2 separate regions of the Homo sapiens genome follow, and region 2 is linked to region 1. Evidence: chromatin loops called from intact Hi-C (ENCODE). Cell type or tissue: PC-9. All regions are shown on one strand. Each heading gives the region's core, and the rest is flanking DNA. Links, peaks and the distances in the headings are about the cores only.

Region 1 (11,077 bases), core at 1,704-9,703:
TGGTTATTGTATTCCCAATTGGGGTTGACCTGGGGAACTGTGGTGACCCCACAGAGTAGCCACCAGAGTCAGTCATGTACATTGTGTTTACAAATTGTTGGGCTGCCTCCATAACGTAGTCGTGTTCTCCCTTAGACAGTGTTTACCCTAGTATGACTGAGAGGTCCCTCCAGGTGAGTTCAAATGTTAAGCCCAGTTTACAGGAACCCTTTGATGTATTTGTCAGGGTCCTCCAGAAACTTCCCTAGTTCCATTTTAATTTGGCTCAGGTCTTGCAGTCAGTCTGGACTCTGGTGGGTACACTAGGGTCATTAACCTCCTGAAGGGGGCATACTTAAGAGGGTGGGGTCCAGAGGATGGCCCTGGGTAGGGAGGGGAGAGCACCAGGGCTGGGAGACTTGGATATAATAGGGTAGAAGGGGCAGTGGGGTTTGTGCTAAGCTCTGTCCTTGGTTCTTCTGGGGCTTGAGCCCTGGGTAAACCTTATAAAAGGTCTCCCAAACCAACCAGAGGGGGCTGCCTGACTATGGCTGCTATCATCCCTGGATCCATTTTATAAGCCCAACAAAGGTCAGGGTTATTTTCTAGAGTCATGAAGGCCTGTACATAGGGGATTTTTGTCCCTTTTCCCTGTTAGTGGCAAAACAAATCTAGTTGATAGATTGTACTAAAATGTGTGCTTCCATTCGCTAGCCAAGATTCCTAGTCCTGGAGCTTGTATTCAACCCAGGCTGTGTTATAGAAAAATATTAACCTTTTCTGTGTTACAGAAAAATATAAATCCAAACCTTTAGCGTTTGGGGGTCAAACTTTTCCCTGTTCTTGCGGATGCTTCTGAGGGGTGTGTCCTGTGGTATGGAGACATGATTATCCATCTGTGAAGAGAGAACAGAGGAGACAAAAAGGAAAAAGAAGGCATACCCTCTTATTTCCCTGTCATCCTTTCCTGAACAGGGCATCCCCCATTCATCCTTAGGGTTCTGAAATGAACCAGTCTTACCAGGTACCCTTAACCTTGATCCTGTCTCATCACAATTACCCACTTGAGAACAGAAGAGATAGCAGAGTAAATAGGGACCCCCTATTCATCTTTGGGGTTCTGGAATGAACTATTCTTACCAGGTACTACTAACCTTGACTTCACCTCTGTTCTAATGGTAATTTGTTCTGTGCCTATAGCCTAGGACCAGCCTTTATCTCTGTCCTATGGGTACTTTTGTCTCTTGTACCTATGACCTTGAGCTGGCCTATATCCTTGTCTCCATGTCCTTACAGTGACTCTCACTTGGAGAATTCTAGCACAAAATGATTATCTCTTTTCTTATAATCCCATTTCCCATGTTTTTTAGTAGATGAGAAGCCTGTTTTTCAGCAAATTACTACAAGGGACTGAATTCCCCTTTCTTTGAATATGACCTTGAAGGTCTTGATGTATATTGAGAGCATGGAAGTGATTAGAGAAATGGAAGAAAATTTGTATTTGGGGTTTTTCATCCTCCCAGGGTAATCTGCAGAACAAATGCTTAAACAGGTAGGACAATCTCTCTGCTCCAGGAGGAAGCAGGAGGAAGCAAGGGGGATACTCACGGAAAGCCTCATATGCTCACAAAAACAGCAGCCCTTGAATTTGAGAGGGCAATATTTGTGTACCTTCTTGACATAAAGGAGGAACCTCCGAAGGACTTGGGGTTTGGGATAAGGGCTCACAGATGGCAAAGGAAGAATTTTCCCTCATTCCAAAGGGTTGCTAACCCCCAAAAAAGCAAGTAGGTGGAGTCCTTAAAGTGCCACAGAGTGAGATCCTATGCAGAACTGCTTGAAAAGCCACCAAAAACTTGGCCCTGGAGCATAATAGGAATGACAAGCGTATGGCAAATCATAAGGAGCTGTCAGAGCTGGGGTTCCAACTGGTGTGTGTCCCATCAGTGAGCCAACAGACATCTGCAAGGGAGCCCATTTCTTCACTGCTGTGCAAGCACAGCAAGAGCTATGGCTGCACGAATAATAGGGAGTGTGTGTTTAAGGCAGAGAAGGAAGTCGTGTCATGTGAAGTGAAAACAGAGAAGAGACAGACTTGCCCCTAAGGCGGACAGTCCTGTAGGTGTACAAGGCCATTTCAGAATATACACAGAGATAACAGGAGAGTAGGTGGTGCAGGCGTTTGGAAAAGAGCCAGTTTTCGTTGAAAAAGCAGAGGAAACCCCAGACATTGCACAGTCTTAGGGTTCAGCCCTATGACTCTTGCAAGCCTCCTGTTCAGGAAGGCCTTTAGTGTCTCAGGTCTACTTGGTGCAGACTCCAAGGTCCTTCCCACCCCCATGAGCCACCCATCAGGGTGAGCTGAGAGATCAGCTCAGTGAGGAGCCGAGCCTCTTTGGCTGAGAGGACTCGTTCTGGGGGTTGCTTAGTAAGCAGGAGAGAGAAACTGAGGAGAGGGAAACCATGTATGGGAGTTGAACACCTTCAGCCAAAGGTGAGGCATAGAGGTGTCTTACCACTATGGAACATATCTGAGTCACACACCAAAGTATGTTAGCAGTGGCAAATCCATACAGGTCTGCACTAACTCGATTCTTGCCTCCTCAAAAGAAAGAATTCATCCAAGGAGCATGGGCAGAGTGAGAGACTGAGGCAAGTTTTTGAGCAGTAGTGAAAATTTGTTAAAAAGTTTCTGGGCAGGAACGAAAGGAAGTAAAGTACACTTGGAAGAGGGCCAAATGAGCAACTTGAGAGATCCAGGTGCCCTGTGTGACCTTTGACTTGGGGTTTTATACAGTGGCATGCTTCTGGGGTGCATCTGTCCTCCCTTGAGTTTTCCTTGGGGTGAGCTGTCCATATGCAAAATGGCCTGCCAGCACTTGGGAGGGGCCACATGCAGTGTGTGCCGAAGTTGTGCACGTGCTCATTTGAGGTCTTACCAGTTGAGTGTTCCTAGAGAAAGGTCATATATCAGTTAAACTCTGCCATTTGCCTCTTAGTGCAAATGCTTGAGCCCACTTGCCCAGCTCATGATCACCAGCTTCAGGTGTTTTTTATCTATTGGGAGACTGCCTTTCCCTGTCACTGGTTGTGACCAATCCTTATTATTTTATTATTTTAGAGAGACAGTTTAACAATTGCCTGACATTGGGGGTGGTGGGGGACCTCTCCTGCCCTGCTCATGTGTGCCTAGCTACATACTCTAGCACTAAGACTGGAAATAACTACTTGCCATTTATCAGGACCTTGGATCATGGATATATTGGTGTTAACCATCTGTGTGCTCTCTTTGGTATATGATTATGTTAACCTTAATGATTCCCAATGAAGTTGAGCAGAGTGCCCCTAAAGGACTTTTCTGAGTAGCTATTTCAGAGTTAAGATTTTTTCAAACGATACCTTCCAGCACACCCACCAACCTCCCCCATTGTAATCTGCTCTCTAGGTTAGTGTGGGCCTGGGTTATGTAACTGAAGTAATCAGCCCTGGTAGCTGATGGAGTGTATCTTTTGGGTATCTGAAGGCAGAAATTATGTTGAGAGCCATAAGTTCCCTTGACTCTTTATTAAGTGTGACATATTAATCCTCGTTTGTAGAGCTTTATGTGGAAATGTCAATCTAGTCGTTGTGGAAAAACCTGGGCTCAGAAATGCCTTGCATTTCATTTGAAAGTATGATGCAGCTACAGCTGGGATTCGGTCTCTTTTAGGGATGGGATTCAGGGCAAAAGGGAAACCATTCTGTGAAGATTGGCCCTAGAATGGCACCTTTGTCTTAGTTCCTCTTGATTTACTTTGGGATCCTTCAAGTTTCTAGCTTGGCTGGGTTGCTTTTGGAGCCAAAGATAGTTCCAATTCAATTGTTAGCATTAATGAGTTCTTACTAGCATTTTGTGAGGAGTACTGCAAATCATACCACAAAGGGTATGAAACCCTAGCTTGTGGGGCAGGGAGGGTGAGCTAGATTGTTTCTTCTTGGATTAATACCAGACATATTTCCCTTGGTGGAGATCCATTCTTCTCTGTGTGGGAATGTTTAACGTTCACACTGTTAGGTGAGGGTCTCGTTCAGATAATTTTTTTAAAATGCACATTTTAAAACTTATCTTAAAAAAATCCACAAACCCAACAAAATATTTCTTTTTTCATGATGACTTATTCAGAAATTTGAAAGGCCAAAAGCCTTTTTGATGTATGTGAGAGCTTTCTCTGTCATATGGGGTCTACCAGTCATTTCAGCAAAGAGTTAAGTGAGGCCAAGGAGGCTTCCCTGGCAGCTTGGAAGCTTTGTGCAGCAGCCAAGCCGCGGGCTGAGAGAGGTGGATACTCATTTGTTTGTATATAAAACTTTCATTCCCAAAGTCTTAGATATCACATACAAGGAAAGATGATTGTGAAAATCAGTGATAAACTCAAGTATTTCTCGCCTGTTATGATTGCATTTGTTGTATCCGATTCTGCCTGACAGTATTTGCCACTTGATTGTCTAAACAGAGTTTTAACTGGTAGCAGGGTGAGCATTAATTATTCACATCTAGCAGCTGGCATAAATATGATTGTGTAGGCCCATGTATGTTAATGAGTCTTACAATAAAGCCTTTCGCTTGGAGATCTTCAGCCCTCCCTTCTTTTTGTACCATTTGTGAACTTCATTCTGGAATTGTGTGGCTTGGTAAGGTATAATGTTCTTTGCTTCTGAGGAACTGTGCTGAGGGCTTGTGCAGAGAGTGGCCCATCTAGAAATGTCTCTCAGGACCCTGAAGGCTCCCTTGTTTCCTTTTCCTGTTTCCAGTCGGGCTACAGCAACTGGGTCTGGATATAGCAACAGCACCCCCTAGTGTATTATAGGGTGAGCATGGGTTCCTGGTTAACTCAGTAAGGTGAGGTGTTCTGGCTTCATAGAGTGGAGTGTGAGAAACTGGCAACTTGGCATTTATTAAACAATATAGTTGAGGCTAAATATGCAACAGCAGCATGTCTTCCAGGTTTTGACAGCTGAGAAAGGAAGATAAAGACAGCAGGAAGATAGGGTTTTAGATTACTTTACAAGGATATGAAGGCTAAGGAGAGCCACAGGAGGGAATCAAGAGGTCACTGGGGAAGGGAGCTGTTCCAATGAATAGTTTGCTATTCTTCCAAAGAATCCAAATCTTGGCCATATGTGCAGAAAGGCCTGGCCACAAAGGCCTTCCATTGTTGGCTGAGACTGGAGACCTGCGATGGGGGTTCAAAGCCTTTTGTTAGATGTGAAACTGAAATTCCAAACACTCCAAGCAGTGACTTAAAGGCTACGAAAGTATAAATGACAGGTAGATATTTACCTCAGAACATAGTTTTGATTAAGGAAACTAGACCTTAAGAGAACAAAATGGGGGTGGGGATGGACTATAGAGAGAAGAAAAGAGGGATGCTTTCTTCATTTTGTTCATTTAACGAATATTTGCTGTTGAGCTGCTATTCAGTGCCAGCTTCTATTCTACATACTGGAAATACAGATGTGAATAAAACAGAGTTTCTCTCCTCATGCAGCTTACATTCTTTACAGTTGCCAATAAGCGGGTCACTACAGATCAGTTCTTATGTTTGTATTTTTGAAGTGTGATTTATTTACAGGCAGAATGTGATTTGAGGACATGGAAAGTACCCATCGTTCAAAATTGTTCCCCACCAACCAACCAGTTTTTTTCTGAAATTTCTCAACCAAAACCCCTTGTTAGTTGTTTTCTGAGAGGAGTAGTAATGAATCCAGTTGCTTTGACCTACACTTACTTCTAGTGAAAATGAATGACCTGATGAGACCTAGAGGGATGGGACACTGGGGGGTGGAATTACAATATTGGGACTAGCAAGCTGTAGCCTTGGTGAGTTTGTTTCAGGACCAAGTTTTCCTTATCTATAGAAGTAGCTGTATTCCTGTCAGGTCCCTTCTAGCTCTTATTCTATTTTGTGTGGCAGATAGCATCCAAGAAGATGTAGGACCGGGTGCGGTGGCTCACACCTGTAATCCCAGCACTTTGGGAGGCCGAGGCAGGCGGATCATCTGGGGTCAGGAGTTTGAGACCAGCCTGACCAACATGGAGAAACCCCGTCTCTACTACAAACACAAAATTAGCCGGGCGTGGTGGTGCATGCTTGTAATCCCAGCTACTTGGGAGGCTGAGACAGGGGAATTGCTTGAACTCGGGAGGCGGAAGTTGCAGTGAGCCAAGATTGTGCCATCGCACTCCAGCCTGGGTAACAAGAGCGAAACTCCATCTCAAAAAAAAAAAAAAAAAAAGAAGGTGTGTAGAGCATGGGGCACCCCTGGGACCCCTGGAAAATTATTTGGGGGTAGGAGTAGGACCAGATTAGACACTGAAAAAAAACATGGAGAAGGAACATGATTTGACAGTCAAATTTAGGCTATTTAAAAAAATATTTCTAGGGCATTTATTCTTGGGTTCAATTTCTGACTATAAATTATCTGGAAGGGAGGGTGATACTATGAATATGGTTTTTGCAGATTTTTTGGGAAAGCCCAGTTGGTTTTACTTTTGTGGGTCAAATTAGTTTTGAAGATTATCTATAAAGCTTTCAGTGATAGACCTGACCCCCAAGCCACAGCTGCTTAAATAGCTGTGTGCTGTGGATTTTCTTGTTGTGCAGTGTTTCCTTTTAACTTTCCTGTTCAGGGCAGAAACAGAGTAATGCAGGCCCATATTCTTTGAATCCTAGAGAGCAAGTGACCTACTTACTATTGTACCTGAAATATTCAACTAGAGTATATTTTAGGAAATACTTTTTCAGCTTTAAACATGACTTTGCTTCTGTGAATAAACACTTCAATCGAGAGACACTGACAGGTATTCTGGGCTGTTCTCCTGACCCGTTGTGTAACTTTGGATACTGTATGACTTTTCTCCTTGGAAAGAGGCAATGTAAAATCCATGGGTTTCTTTAGAAAAGACAATTTGTAACTACACCCTTATAGGTGCATGTGATGAAGATTAGTGAAAGTTTTCATTGGGTTTAGAAATTTTAGAAATGCAGGAGGCCGGGTGCGGTGGCTCAAGCCTGTAATGCCAGCACTTTGAGAGGCTGAGACAGGAGGATTGTTTGAGACCAGGAATTTGAGACCAGCCTAGGCAACATAGTGAGACCTCATCACTACAAAAATTATACAAAATTAGTCGAGAGTGGTGGCACACACTTGTAGTCCCAGCTACACAGGAGGCTGAGGTGGGAGGATCTCTTGAGTCCGGGAGGTTGAGGCTGCAGTGAGCTGCGATCATGCCACTGCACTCCAGTGTGGGCGACAAAGTGAAATGCAGGAGTTATTTGCTGGGTTCTTTAACAGCTGGAAGATGTGGGTTCTGGTATTCATAGTTTATTGGCCAGGATTTTCTTTATTTTGTGGTCCTCCTCTTTGCAGGTTTCAGCCTCCCTGTGAAGACCAAAGTACCTGTGTAAACAGGATTCCAGGATGGAATATGAGTAGGTTTTTTGTTTGCAAAATTTCTTACTATACATGGCTAACTTTTAAAGAAGTAACACAATGGACCAACCGAAAGACAGAAACCTTGGGTAGCTTTGTAATTTTCTATGTGTGTGTTCTGCCACCTGCTGGAGAAGGATCACCACGCTTGGGAAGCTGGCTGGCAAAGCAGGGGAGGGTGTGTAATCTGGCTCCTTCAGCCCTCTTCTAGGACTGGGCAGAGTACAGGAAAACTCACAAAATGCTGTGGTGTGCTTGGTTTTCTGTTGGATCTCCCTAATTGGCAACTAGAGTTATCCCACAGGGATTTCCCCTTCAGCCTGCTGAGCTCACGGCCAGCCACCTCAGGCCCAGGCTACTCTGTGAGCCCCGCTCAGGCCCAGGCTGCTCTGTGAGCCCCGCTCAGGCCCAGGCTGCTCTGTGAGCCCTGCTCAGGCCCAGGCTGCTCTGTGAGCCCCGCTCACATCATGCGCTGGCCTCATTCCTCTGAGTATCCAGTATGTTGACTGGGATCGCCTTGAAATACTTTAAACTGGTTCAAAGTGGAAACAAAACAAAACATTAAATCCAAAGTAGGGGGCAGGGTGGCCACCTTTGTTGTGACATCTATAAGAGGGCCAACTGACCTATTCAGGAAAAGAATGGCCTTTTTTTCCTGAGATTATAGTCTCCCTCCTTTTTAGTGTTAAAATGCATTTTTACAGAATGATTCTGAGAGATGAGGGTTATCACTGTAAACGTATATTTGCTTGGCAAAAGAAAAAGCAAATGTAAATCAGTTCCCTAATTCTTTTAATATATTTTCCTATCTGTAAAATACCAAAGTCTGGCCAAATGCAGTTTGCTACTCCCTGTGGTCAGTCTTACCTTTCCCTTTATTTGACAACTTAGGCAGAAAAGTGGGGTCAACAATCCTCAGTTGTAACTTCCTTATTTTCCCTGTCAAATTCTCCATGGATTTTTCTGTGCTGTGACCCACATAGAAACACAAAAATAATAGTGTGGTGGAATGAGGATAATGTTTCTTCACTAACTGGGTCACTGTTTTATAGATAAATTTTGGTCTAGAGTAAATGGTTGGCCTGATTTTGCACCCCTTTGGATCATTTTGTTCCTCTGGAGTTCTGGATGGAATGTGACCTTCCTGGATGGATGTGTATGTGGGACTCCCATGGGCAAGACTTAGATTTTTGGCAGCCAGACCCTCAAGGCAACTGGGAGAGGATGTGGAGGCTCAGCCTCCCTGTTATTTGAAATTTCTCAGAGGCACACAATAATTTTGAAAGATTTTTAAATGGGAATAAGACATTTTAATATCTATGATTAATTTAAATAATTTTATCAACTGAAGTAATGAAACAGACTTCTGTATTAAGGGATATAATTACAGAAGAATATTATTTTTAAAAAATGTTTTACAGCCTCAATTTAAATAAATTGTAAAGTTTAAAGAAAAAATGTGGATCTACTCTGATTGAGACAGGTTTTGTGTTTGGCTTTATGGAGTCTAAATTGAAAATTGCTAGTGTAGAAAACCTGAACTGAGATTTATTTTTGAGAAGATATTTAAAGAGAACAGATAGTTGAGATCTAAGTAGGTAGAGGCTGGGAAAATGAGTTTGTACTGAAGCCAGAACACATGGTGTCTTCACTGGAAATGAATGTTCCCAAAGAATAAACTTTTGTTTGTGTGTATTTATTTATCAGTAGTAACAATTGCTTTTGAATGAGCTAGGACATTTATGATTATAGGGTGTGGGTTTCTTATGGGCACACACAGAGACTGTGAGCTCAAGGCCATGTGAAGAAGGTGGAAATATCTTCCCCGGTTAATTTTCATGGGCCAGATTGTTAGAAATATGTCCAAGAAGTGACTTCATAAAACTTTGAAACTTGGCTGAAAACCCTGGCAGATCTGCATCATCTGGTAAATATTTAAGACCTTGTATATATTATTTTCAAGGAAAGGTAATAAACTGTAGAATTTTTTTTTTCAACAAAAATGAAACACTGTGGGGTTGTTAGCTTTTGCATCAGAACTTTGGTAAGAAAATGTGTTTGTTTTGGTTTTAGGTTTTTTTTGGTTATTTATTTATTTATTTATTTTTTTGAGACAGAGTCTTGCTCTGTCAGCCAGGCTGGAGTGCAGTGGCACGATCTCGGCTCACTGCAAACTCCCTCTCCTGGGCTCAAGCAATTCTCCTGCCTCAGCCTCCCGAGTAGCTGGGTTTACAGGCGTGTGCCACCATGCCCGGCTAATTTTTATGTATTTTTTTAGTAGAGATGGAGTTTCACCATGTTGGCCAGGGTGGTCTTGGACTCCTGACCTCAGGTAATCTGCCCGCCTCGGCCTCCCAAAGTGCTGGGATTACAGGCGTGAGCCACCGCGCCTGGCCCGTTTTGGTGTTTGTTTGTTTGTTTGTTTGTTTTGTTTTTTCCCCAGAGGGGGAGAAAAGAGATCTCATTTCTGATAGATTTAGGTCAGTTTAAATTCTTTTTCACTGAGGTTGACCTGATCAAAGTTTGCCTAGTGACTCAGCAAAGTCTTGCCATGTGGAGGCTTCATTTTTCATCACCTGTTGGTTTTTCCTTTTCTTAAAAATTTATTTCTTTATAGAGACATTTTGATATCATTTTAAAATCTCAGCACGTGACAAATACAAACTGAAAGTGCGAATTCTCATGTAATAAGAAAATTAGAAAGCAGACAAATATCAAGGCCATCTTTCCTCAGGTGATAGCCTTTTGTTAATGATAGTATCTTGGTTTCCTCAGGTGATAGCCTAATTAATGACATCATCTTGTATTTCTGTCCTAATGAAATTCACTTCTGTCATCTCAGGTAAATGGTAAAGAACTCATGGGTAAAGGTAAATGGGTAGAATACTCACGTTCCTATTTTAAAACTTGAGAAATAGAATCACAGATCAAGAATGACTTTCCTGTCTCCCTTTTTCTCAATTCATTGTTCTACTGGTAATAAGGATAACACAGATGTTAACAACTTACTTAATGCCAAAACACTTTACATGTATTATTTTATTTTATTATTTCTTGTGAGATAGGTATATTCCCATTTTTTTCAGATGAGGAGAGAGTGACTTTCAGAGATTTTTTTTTTTTTTTTTTGAGACGGAGTCTTGCTGTGTCGCCAGGCTGTAGTGCAGTGGCGCGATATTGGCTCGCTGCAACCTCCACCTCCCTGGTTCAAGTGATTCTCCTACCTCAGCCTCCCAAGTAGCTGGGATTACAGGCGCGTGCCACCACGCCCAGCTAATTTTTGTATTTTCAGTAGAGACGAGGTTTCACCATGTTGGCCAGGATGGTCATCTCTTGACCTCATGATCTGCCCACCTTGGCCTCCCAAAGTGCTGGGATTACAGGTGTGGGCCACTGTGGCCAGCCAACTTACAGAGATTTTAAAAATTACTGAAATTTACAAAGCTGGAAAATGGCAGAACTGGGAACTGACCCATTTCTGACTTCATGGCCTGTGCTTTAAACTGTTACACCATATGTCTGTCCAGTTATATGCTACAGAGAAAGCAACTTCCACAGGCCAGTTGAAGCCAGCTGCCTTTTACTGGGCTCCCAGCCTGGTTACCGTCCTCCTATTTCTGACATT
Region 2 (11,077 bases), core at 1,834-9,833, 900 kb before region 1:
AGTAGTAGTTTCACCATGTTGGCCAGGCTGGTCTTGAACTCCTGATCTCAAGTGATCCGCCCACCTTGGCCTCCCAAAGTGCTGGGATTACAGGTGTGAACCACTGCCCCTGGCCTCTCAATACCATTTAAACTTCACACTTTAGGTTCTTTAAACTACTGCAGTAATTGTAAGCATGAGAATGCACATTCCAATAACTGGAAAACTAAAATTTGAGATAATACCAACAAATGTAGTCAATATTGATATAACTCCACAAATATTATATGTAACACATAGCCTCACAGAATTCAAGGCAGGAAGACTGCTTGAAGCTAGGAGTTTACGACCAGCCTGGGCAACACAGTGAGACCTCTGATGCTACAAGAAATCAAAAAGTTAGCTAGGCATAGTGGCACATGACTGTAGTCCTAGCTACCCAGGAGGCTGAAGCAGAAGGGTCACTTGAGCCCAGGAGTTCAAGGTTACAGTGAGCTATGATCATGCCACTGTACTCCAGCCTGGGTGACAAAGCAAGATCCTGTCTCAGAGAAAGAAAGAAAGAAAAAAAAAAAAACAATAAAAATGATGTGAAAAGTGCTAAAAAGGTAATGTTAAATGAAAAAAGCAAGAGTTAAAATTGTTTTACATATAGTATAGTCCCAAGTATATTTTCAAAGCATAGTTGGGGATCCAAAGAGCTATGGTGCTTCTGGTTAGCTATAGATGCCATCATAGCTCATTGCAGCCTCGACCTCCTGGGCTTAAGTGATCCTCCAGCCTCAGCCACCAAAGTACCTGGGAGTATAGGAACACATTACCCACACCCTGCTAATTTTTTTTTTTTTTTAAAAGAGATGATATCTCACTATGTTGCTTAGGCTGGTCTTGAACTCCTAAGCTCAAGCGATCCTCCAGCCTCGGCCTCTGAAAGTGCTAGGATTATAGGGGTAAACCACTGTGCCTGGTCATTTTTCTTCTTTTATAATGTTTGTGAATCCAAATTTCATTATATACACATACTAAAATTTATTCAACCACTCTGCTACTGGTGAGAAAAATGTTCGAATTTTCACAATTCTAATTAAGATAAATACACACAATATTTCATGTCCTTATAGCACAGAGGTTTTAATTCCTTATGTCAAGATTAAATACATGTAACCATAAAATAAACCACCCCATCTTACCATTAATTTCTCTTTAAAACATTGTTTCTGTGCCCTATACTTCATTTTCCCTCTTTTCTCCCTTTAAATGAGAAACCTGAAATACGCTGAAGATAACTTTTTCAGTTGTAAATTATCTTGATGGCAGGAAGCTTATAATTTTATCTTCATCTCCCTAATATCTTGTGTTTGGCATGTAGTAGGCAGTCAGGTGTGCTTATTAAGCAAGCATAAAAGACAACAGCATCAGGTAATTAAACACACGGCATGACTGGCTGAACATGAAAATATGGATATACTTTCATCTGACCTTCATGTACTTTCAATAATATCCCTAAGTCCTTTAAAACTAGATCTCCATCATTCTGCTGAGGCTACAAGGCAAGCTGTCCTGTAAATGGCAATTTTATTATCAAATCAGAATAGACATGGGGATCGTGCCTTTAAAAAACCTAACTGTACAAGGAGTTAAAGAGTAAAAAGGAAGGTATCGAGGCTATGTGTACATCATAAGGGTTGGGGAAAGCAGTATGTATAAAATCAATTTATAAAATGTAATAAAGGCCAGGCGCAATGGCAAACACCTACAATCCCAGCACTTTAGGAAGCCAAGGTGGGAAGATCACCTGATGTCAGGAGTTTGAGACCAGCCTGGACAACATGGTGAAACTCCATCTCTATTAAAAATATAAAAACTAGCCAGGCGTGGTGGCATGTGCCTGTACTCCCAGCTACTTGGGAGGCTGAGGTAGGAGAACTGCTTGAGCCAAGAGTGGAGGTTGCAGTGAGCTGAGATGGCACCGCTGTACTCCAGCCTGGGTGACAAAGCGAGACTCCATCTCCAAAAATAAAAAATAAAAATAAAAATAAAAATAAAATGTAATAAAAATGGTGGAACACTAAGAATACTTAGAAAAGTACTTATTTCCTTACTTCAAGGTTAATTGTATTTATCGTAATAAATTTGAAAAACTCAGAAAAGCACATTAAAAAAAAAATAAAATTTACCCCAAATCCCACCACCTACAAAGAGCCGCCATTAACATTTTGACATCTTTGTTCTTTTCTCCCTTAGACATATGAGTAAAATTTTTAGAAAACAGAGATTGTATTGTACATACTTTGTTAATAACTTGTTTTGTTTCCCCTAAACAATATTATCAGGGATTTTCCCATCTTATTAACTATTATATGGTTTTACTATAATAGTATTACTGAATAGCTACTAGTATTGTATATTCTGGCAACATAATTTATTTAACCAACTTCCTAGTTTGGGACATTTAGGCTATTTCTAATTTTTCTTATTACAAATAACATGCTAAGTATCTTGCATATGAAAATTTTTCTGGTGGCTCACGCCTGTAATTCTAGCACTTTGGGCGGCAGAGGCAGGAGGATCGCTTGAGCCCATGAGTTCGAGACCAGCCTAGGCAACATAGTGAGACCTTATCTCCACTAAAAAGAAAAAAAATTAGCCAGTGTATTGGTGCCTGACTGTAGACCCAGCTACTTAGGAAGCTGAGGCAGGACGATTGCTTGAGCTTGGGAGACTGAAGCTGCAGTGAGGCAAAATAGCACCACTGCATTCCAGCCTGGATGACAGAATGAGACGCTGCCTCAAAAAAAAATCACAAAAACAAACAAGAAAAGTTTTCTGCCCATTGTTTAAGTCCATATTTAAGGCATTTTTTGTTTTTTTTTGAGATGGAGTCTCGCTCTGTCGCCCAGGCTGGAGTGCAGTGGCGTGATCTCAACTCACTGCAAGCTCTGCCTCCCAGGTTCATGCCATTCTTGTGTCTCAGCCTCCTGAGTAGCTGGGACTACAGGCGCCCACACTACACCTGGCTAATTTTTTTTTATTTTTAGTAGAGACGGGGTTTCACCGTGTTAACCAGGATGGTCTTGATCTCTTGGCCTCGTGATCCGCCCGCCTCGGCTTCCCAAAGTGCTGGGATTACAGGAGTGAGCCACTGCGCCTGGCCGGCATTTTTTTTTTTTTAAGAACATATTTATGTCCAAAGCAACCTACAGGAAGATTACGGAGGGTAAATGTGACAACAATGGGGAATTAAGAATAACTGTATGATCAAGCTCCCAAGTTTAAAAACCTATAACGTCATTATTAGATCATATCCTACATCTGTTATCATGAAATTGTATCGCACTGGAAGTTATAAAAATACGTAAGGTTAGAGATTAAGAATTTGTTGCACTGTACTATAAGTTGACCTATACAATTATTTCTTGACCACATTCATGGACCAAAGACTACAAAACAGGATTGTCAGAGCTCAAAATCTTTTTCTTCATCTTCTGCCCCCCAATCCTGAAAGAGATTGAATACACTATTAACTAATCAAGGATTCAAGATATATGACACCAATTCCTATAGAGATCTCAACAAAAGATTCTGATCTTCAGGAAGATGGAGATGAGTTATTTTTAGTAATACTGAATTAGTACTCATAAGTAGTATCAATTATAACATATAATTATCAGTTTGGAATGAAATGATAGGTACTAAAAGTTTTGAGTCTAGATGGAATAAAAGTGCAGTTAACTGAATAAAGGGTGAAGATGTAACATTTGAAAATGTTGATTTATTTTACATTATACATTTTACATTATAAACCCTTTAGACAGGGGGTACACACAGTATACACAAAACAGTAACCACAAACAAAAACAAAATAATACTTTTTAGAGGGTATATAATGGCAAAATTTTTTACTACTGAGAATTATAACTGTTTAAGCTTTTCCTCTCTGTCCATCCATTCCCAAGTGACATCATTTGTTGAAGCAGTCCATTTATCACAATCACCTAAGGAGTTTAAAAACTTTCAGTGCCCACCACCATAGTATGCATACCATACTAATCAGGATCTTCAGTATCTTAAAAATTTGCCTGGATAATTCCAATGTGCAAGTCAGGGGTGGAACAATCCTCAGGTGAATTAATCAACTCATTCTTTGCAATTAGATGAAAATCTATTTAAAAGCAACCACAAACGCAGGCCAGGAGCAGTAGCTTACACCTGTAATCCCAGGACTTTGGGAGGCTGACGGGGGCAGATCACCTGAGGTCAGGAGTTCAAGAACAGCCTGGCCAACATGGCGAAAGCCCATCTCTACTAAAAATATAAAAATTAGCCAGGCATGGTGGCGTGTGCTGTAGTCCCAGCTACTCGGGAGGCCGAGGCAGGAGAATCACTTGAACCTGGGAGGCGGAGGTTGCAGTGAGCCGAGATGGTGCCACTGCACTCCAGCCTGGTTGACAGAGCAAAACTCTGTCTCAAAACAAAACAAAACAAAAAATAAAGTAACCACACACAGGCTGGGCATAGTGGCTCATGCCTATAATCTCAGCACTTTGGGAGGCCGAGGAGGGCGGATCACCTGAGGTCAGGAGATTGAGACCAGCTTGGCCAACATTATGAAACCCCATCTCCACTAAAAGATGCAAAAATTAGCCAGGCATGGGGGTGCATGCCTGTAATCCCAGCTACTTGGGAGGCTGAGGCAGGAGAATCACTTGAAACCCAGGAGGCGGATGTTGCAGTGAGCCACCGCACTCCAGCCTGGGCTGTCTCAAAGAAAAAAAAAGTAACCACAAACAATACATGATTGAGATCAATATTATTTCTTTTCTGTATAAAATATCTTGACTTTCCAACCGGTAAACATTTTTACGTTAGAACCCTACAGTCAGAATAGAGAGAATCAACTAATTTAAAAGACAATTACATATGCATTAATAAATTGTGCATTAATTTATATTACGTAAGTATTATTTCCAACCTTAGGACAACCACATGTTACACAACTGTTTAAACATAAGGCTAACCACAATAACAACAAAATGGCTTGAAATATTCGGTTGCTGTTTAAATTTAGATACTTTAATTAAGACCTTTCTTCTCTAGAACTCAAATGTAAGGCCAAAAAGCAAACAGCCTGATATTTTACATAAATATCATATCTGGCATAACAGGAAATTAGAAACTTAACTTCCCTATTCATGTAGTTTCTATCTTCTGGTTCTGTAACGACACCTACTGGAGACTGTGGATAACTGCTTATAACCCACTTTCTGTATCTGGGATCTTGCCAGGCCACTTCTTTATAAATATATTTTTGAGACAGTGTCTTGCTCTGTTGCTAAGGCTGGAGTGCAGTGGCGAGATCTTGGCTCACTGCAACCTCTAACTCCCAGTATCAAGCGAACCTCCCACCTCAGCCTCCTCAGTAGCTGGGACTACAGTTGCACACCACCATGCACAGCTAATTTTTTTATTTTTGTAGAGAAGGAGTTTTGCATGTTGCCTAGGCTGCTCTTGAACTGTTGGGCTCAAGCAATTTGCCTGCCTTGGCCTCCCAAAGTGCTTGGTTACAGGTGTAAACTACTGTGCCTGGTCACCTACTATTTTTTTTCCAAAATAGTTAGAATCCTGTTTGTTCCAAATTTGTTAGAATCCAAACAGAATGATAGGGTTTGCTTTTATCTGTTCTCAATGTTTTTATCAAAACAAACAAAATCTCCCCTTCCTTGAATATTCATTATTATTATTATAACTTAGGTGGGGATACAAAAACTATGAGCACATTAAAAAATTCATTAAACTTAGTAAGAAAGGATCTTCCTGAAACTGCAATTGGGCAATAAATCCGAAAAGAAAACTTCTCTAGAATAGTAAAATCACTTTTTTAAGAGGAAAGGCTGTAAAAAGTATATTTTCTTTTTTGCTTTTCCACCTTAGACCCATCAAAGATAGTGGAACCATTTAAGAACAGGCTTAATTTAAATCCTTTGCTTAAAAGGCCAGCCCTGTTTCATCCACAGTAGTTATTGGTATATTAATCCAAATTAATTATTCTAAAGTAATTATATGCTCTATAAAAAGGCAGTTACAGACTAGTTCAAATTTCATCCTCTCCATGAATCTTTCTTTGAATATTCCAAACCACTGTAATTTTCCTCTTCATTCATTAACAATTCAGTCATATATTCTCTTATCACCATAACCTTATAGTTACAGTATTACAGGAAATGCTACAAATACATTTGGAAAAAACACTATCTTTTGAAACTGAAGCTAGTAAAAATCAATATAAATTTCATTCACTTTTCTATGCAATGAAAGCACATCATCCCAAGACCTGTTTCAGAGAGGTGTTGGTGATGAAATTAAAATATTTTTCTAAGTCTTCACCAAAGAGATAAAGGTAAATTGTCTAACTGGTATCCTCTGGAAGATATAACTGGATAAGAAGATATAATAAAAGCTATGATCTAGTCAAATGCATGGTTGTTGGTCGAGAGAGAGGAAATGAATGAATGAATCAGTGCGGATGACAGTGATTTGTAAACTATTATTAGCCACAATAGCCTATGAGAGAGATTCACTTCCCATTTCGTTTTTCAGATAGTAACAAGAATTTCCTGGATAGTGGATTTTGATGCCTGAGAAATGTATATGTCCAGTTACTAATTAAGAAACTATCATTCTCAATGAGAAATCATTATCACCCTTTGGTTTTTCAAAACCAAAGTCCATTTTTTGGGGAGGACATCTTGTATTTATTAATTTTTCACATACAATAGCATAAGATGGAAATCCCTACATAGTATGAGGTATACAACATGATGTTTTTAACGAGGCTTTGCTCATATATACATTGTGAAATAGATTACCACAATCAAGTTAATTAAATATCTATTATCTTTGTGTGTGTATGTGTGTGTGTTCTAAAGCAGGGGGGCCCCAACCAGTGGGCCACGGACTGGTACTGGTCCACGGCCTGTTAGGAATTGGGCCGCACAGCAGGAGGTGAGTGGCGGGCAAGCGAGCATTATCATCTGAGCCAAACTCTTGTCAGATCAGCAGTGGCATTAGATTCTCACAGGAGTGTGAACCCTATTGTCAACTGTGCATGTGAGGGATCTAGGTTGTGCACCCCTCACAATGCCTGATGATCTGAGGTGGAATAGTTTTATCCCAAAACCTCCTCCTATCCCTACGCCATGGACGAACTGTCTTTCGCCATACTGGTCCCTGGTGCCTAAAAGGTTGGGGACCACTGGTCTAAAGTTCATTTTAAGTGAACTGATAAAAACCATTTAAAATCCCTCCAACTGAAGACAAATCCCTGGACCTTTAATGGTTCCAAAAAATTTCCAAGGTAAGAAAGCCTATGAGACCTAGTCTAAGAAAAAACCTAGTATGTGTCTTTGTAATGACTGCTCATAAATCAGTATCTTATGTCATTATTTTTCATTTGTATTTTCAGCTAGATGATAAGCTGTGAGCAAAGTATTGTATCCACAACAGTTCTAGTGGTTTTAGGCATTTAATCATTTCTTATTAAGTATTAGCCAAGTGAATAATTAAACAAAAACTTATATTTCACCTTCACCTGTTATTTATAAGAAATCATTTACGCTAATGAGATCTCTGGCAACATTCTTCTTACCCACCAGTTCTCTATTATCCATTCACTGAACCATTGAAGATATTTACCTTTGAGTTTCTCCCACATGAGCGCATACAACCCCAAAGAGCTTGGATGCAGAACTAATAACTGATAGTGCTGGAGGTAAGGGCTTAGGCACTGAATCTCCCTCTACATCTTTCTCATAAATCGAATAAGGGTCATATTCAAGACTTCCGCAAGCAACACCATTACCAAGCAGGAGCTAAAAGGGAAAAAAAGTATATAAGGTTTTAAAATCACTGATCACAGATTGAATCTAATCAAGAGTAAAAAATGGCCATACCTGTTCTTCAATAAATCTATGGTCAGTCTCTTGTAGGAAAGGACTTAGTATCAAAAGATCATCCTGATGACAGAGGGGTGGAAGTAAAAATGTAGATGCTGCCACCTGAATATCAGGGGCAGTCAAGTCAGCAGCCAGCTCTCTGAGGATAGCACAGAGGTTTCCTGTTGAGTCACAGAAAAAGAGCAATTAGTACTATTAATTATCTGGTGAGAGTATGGGATTTAAAACTCAGGTTGAGCTTTAATGCACCCACTGGCCAACTTTAACATATCACAGCCAAAAGACTGTATTTCTCATCCTTGAAAACTGCCCTAGAAATGACTGGCTCAACTACGTGTTGCTAGTAACAAGGTTAAGAATGGATACTAAAAGAACATCTCAAAGTGTAAGAGTGTGTGTGTGTGTGTGTGTGTGTGTGTGTGTGTGTGTACATACCTTAAGGTATAACATGACATAAAATATAAAAATAGATGTAAAAAAAGATTTACAAAAGCAGATATGTTTTTTAAAAAAGCACAGTCTGAAAAAATGTATAAGAATTAGCCTGAGGCCGGGTGTGGTGGCTCACACCTGTAATCCCAGCACTTTGGGAGGCGAAGGTGGGTGGATCACTTGAGGTCAGGAGTTCAAGACCAGCTTGGCCAACATGGTGAAACCCCATCTTTAGTAAAAACACAAAAATTAGCCGGGCGTGGTGGCAGGTGCCTGTAACCCCAGCTACTCAGAGACTGAGGCAGGAAAATCGCTTGAATCTGGGAGGCAGAGGTTGCAATGAGCCAAGATCAGCCACTGCACTCCAGCCTGGGCAACAGAATGAGTCTCCATCTCAAGACAAAAAAAAAAAAAAAAAAAAAAAAGAATTATCCTGAGAAAACTTAGACATGTTATTATGGAAAATTTCAAACATAAATAAATAATAGTACTATGATGATGCCTGCCCCTATCCCTTCCAGCATATGCTCATTATTCATCTTTACCAGCTGCAACAGTATTATTTCACCTACATCCCCATTCCTGATCCCACATTTCTCCACATTATTTTTAAGAAAACCCTAGGCAGCACATCATTTCATCCATAAATATTTCACCGTGTATCATTAAAGTGAAATACATTTTATTTTGAACATAATCCTGCTATCATAATCTCATGTTGTAAAAAAAAAAAAAGCCACTGAACATCAGGTACCCATTCAGTATTCAAATTTCCAACTATCTCATAAACACCTGTTTTTGTTTGCTTCCGTGTTTGAATCTAGATCTAAGTAAGGTGTACACATTGCAGCTAGTTTATCTTGTCTCTTTCAATTTAGTATTCTCCCTATACCTTTCCCCTCACTGGTAATTTATTTGAAGAAACAAGGTTATTTGTTTTGTACAATTTTCTACAGTCTGGGTTTTTATGATTATAGGCCCCTGGTATAGCTTAATTTGTTCTTCTATCTGTACTTTTTAAAAAAAATAAATTGGTAGTTGTATCTAGACGGGGCTCATTTTTGCTTTTGGTGATGGGCAGGGTGGGGTGCAGGTTAGTTCATAAGTGGTATTGTGTTCTCCAATAACACAGGAGACAACATATGGTTGCCTCTCTAACATATACACTTTGAAAAGCTGATCCATTTATCACATTAACTGCAATGATCACCTCAAAGATGTTTTATCCTAATTTCTGTTAGGTTATCAAAAAATCTTATCCACAGAGAGCTTAAATGGCTTTTGCCAGTTTGTAACTTAAATACTGCAGGAATGAGTAAAAATTCCCTTAGAAAAATGTTTATACTCTTCGAAGTGTTTCTTTGAGCAATTGCACCAGGATGAAATGAGGACTGAGGTGATATCCACTGATCAGAAGTGGTAGGATGAGTTAGGAAGGGTTTACTTGCCATCACTTTCTGTATCATTAGCAGCAGTAACAGTAGTAACAACAAATATTTATTGAAGCTTACTTTTTTTTTTTTAAGAGATGAGGTCTCACAATATTGTCCAGGCTAATCTCTAAATCCAAGCCTCAAGTGATCCTCCTGTCTCAGCCTCCTGAATAGCTGAGATTACACACGGTGCTTGGCTTACTGAATACTTAATACGTGTTGGGAAATGTCCTAAAAACTTTACATATAACCTTCATAGTAACCTAATAAGGTCAGGTTAGTATGTTGTTTTACAGGTAAGGAAACAGGAACAGGGAATTTATTACTTGCCAGAGATCATATGATGATCACATAGCTGTCAGACTGAAACCCAGTTAATCAGGCTCCAGAATTTGAGCTTTTAACCACCGTGCTGAATCACTCATTCATCCAAATTGTGTTTAATATGCTACAGAGAAAAATTTTATTATATTTAATCTTCCTTTCAAGAAGGTATACACTATGGGATACCAATATATACATATAATAGGAAGGTAGGAACTATTATGTTTCATAAAAGATAAAAACAAAAGCACTATTAAATTTAGGGAAGGAGAGATTACATACAGGAATTAGGAAGAATGGACAGGGATCAGTGAAGTCATAATGACTGAGCAAATGACAGTTGCTCAAAGGAATGTCTAAGTTTAATTACCAGCATATGACACTCAGCAAAATAATTCTGTTGGTAGTACAATATAAAAGGTATGCTTGTTCCTATGGCTATGTGTGAAAATAGTAGAAAATCTCTGCTTCTCAGTTGAAAGTGATTACTTTCCCAACTGTCCCTGGAAAAAGTACCTAAAAATAATTAAGATAATTTTGAAATGCAAATAGGCTTTTGTATAAAAATGCATCACTAACTTGCTGGTGAGTTATTTTCAATGTAGAGAATATTAAGATATTTGAAAATAAATCCATACCAAAACTAAGACAGGAAATAAAAACTAAGAACTCAATTTTTACTCCAATCCTTCGGAAAACTAAGTCACTCTAAGACTCTAAATCTACATCTGCTGGATAGTCATGAAGAAAAGTTATTTCAATTCTTAAGTACATTCCACATGGCAAAAGCAATTTCTTACTATGTCCTAGAAACTGACTCTTTGACAACACATTGGAGGAACCAATAAAATCAGAAATTTATTTATTTATTTATTTATTTATTTATTTATTTATTTAGAGATGGAATCTCACTCTGCCACCCAGGCTGCAGTGCAGTGGCACGATCTCGGCTCACTG

What was found. Hi-C counts contacts between places; a loop is a spot of excess contacts. Peaks named below come from ENCODE experiments on the same cell type or tissue, not always from the same donor. Only the 100,000 strongest peaks of a DNase experiment are listed, where the experiment ranks them.
Region 2: a loop joins it to region 1, with 4 times the contacts of the local background. A loop is called at or near these places in 7 of 110 quality-filtered maps.

The regions. Positions count from the first base shown.
Region 1 is chr14:32,247,462-32,258,538 of GRCh38, forward strand. No RefSeq gene overlaps it. Among named protein-coding and RNA genes, the nearest start is that of RNU6-8, 50 kb to the left of the region's middle. In PC-9, for the core only: CTCF peaks have their summits at 4,821 (motif pointing left), 7,570 (motif pointing left) and 7,771; a DNase peak (open chromatin) is centred at 4,810; H3K27ac peaks cover 23 bases.
Region 2 is chr14:31,350,966-31,362,042 of GRCh38, forward strand. It overlaps HEATR5A (HEAT repeat containing 5A), which reads right to left. Exons shown (of 36, transcript NM_015473.4): 15 at 7,929-8,092; 16 at 7,672-7,847. Among named protein-coding and RNA genes, the nearest start is that of HEATR5A, 64 kb to the right of the region's middle. In PC-9, for the core only: CTCF peaks have their summits at 5,221 (motif pointing left) and 5,425; a DNase peak (open chromatin) is centred at 5,226; H3K27ac peaks cover 790 bases.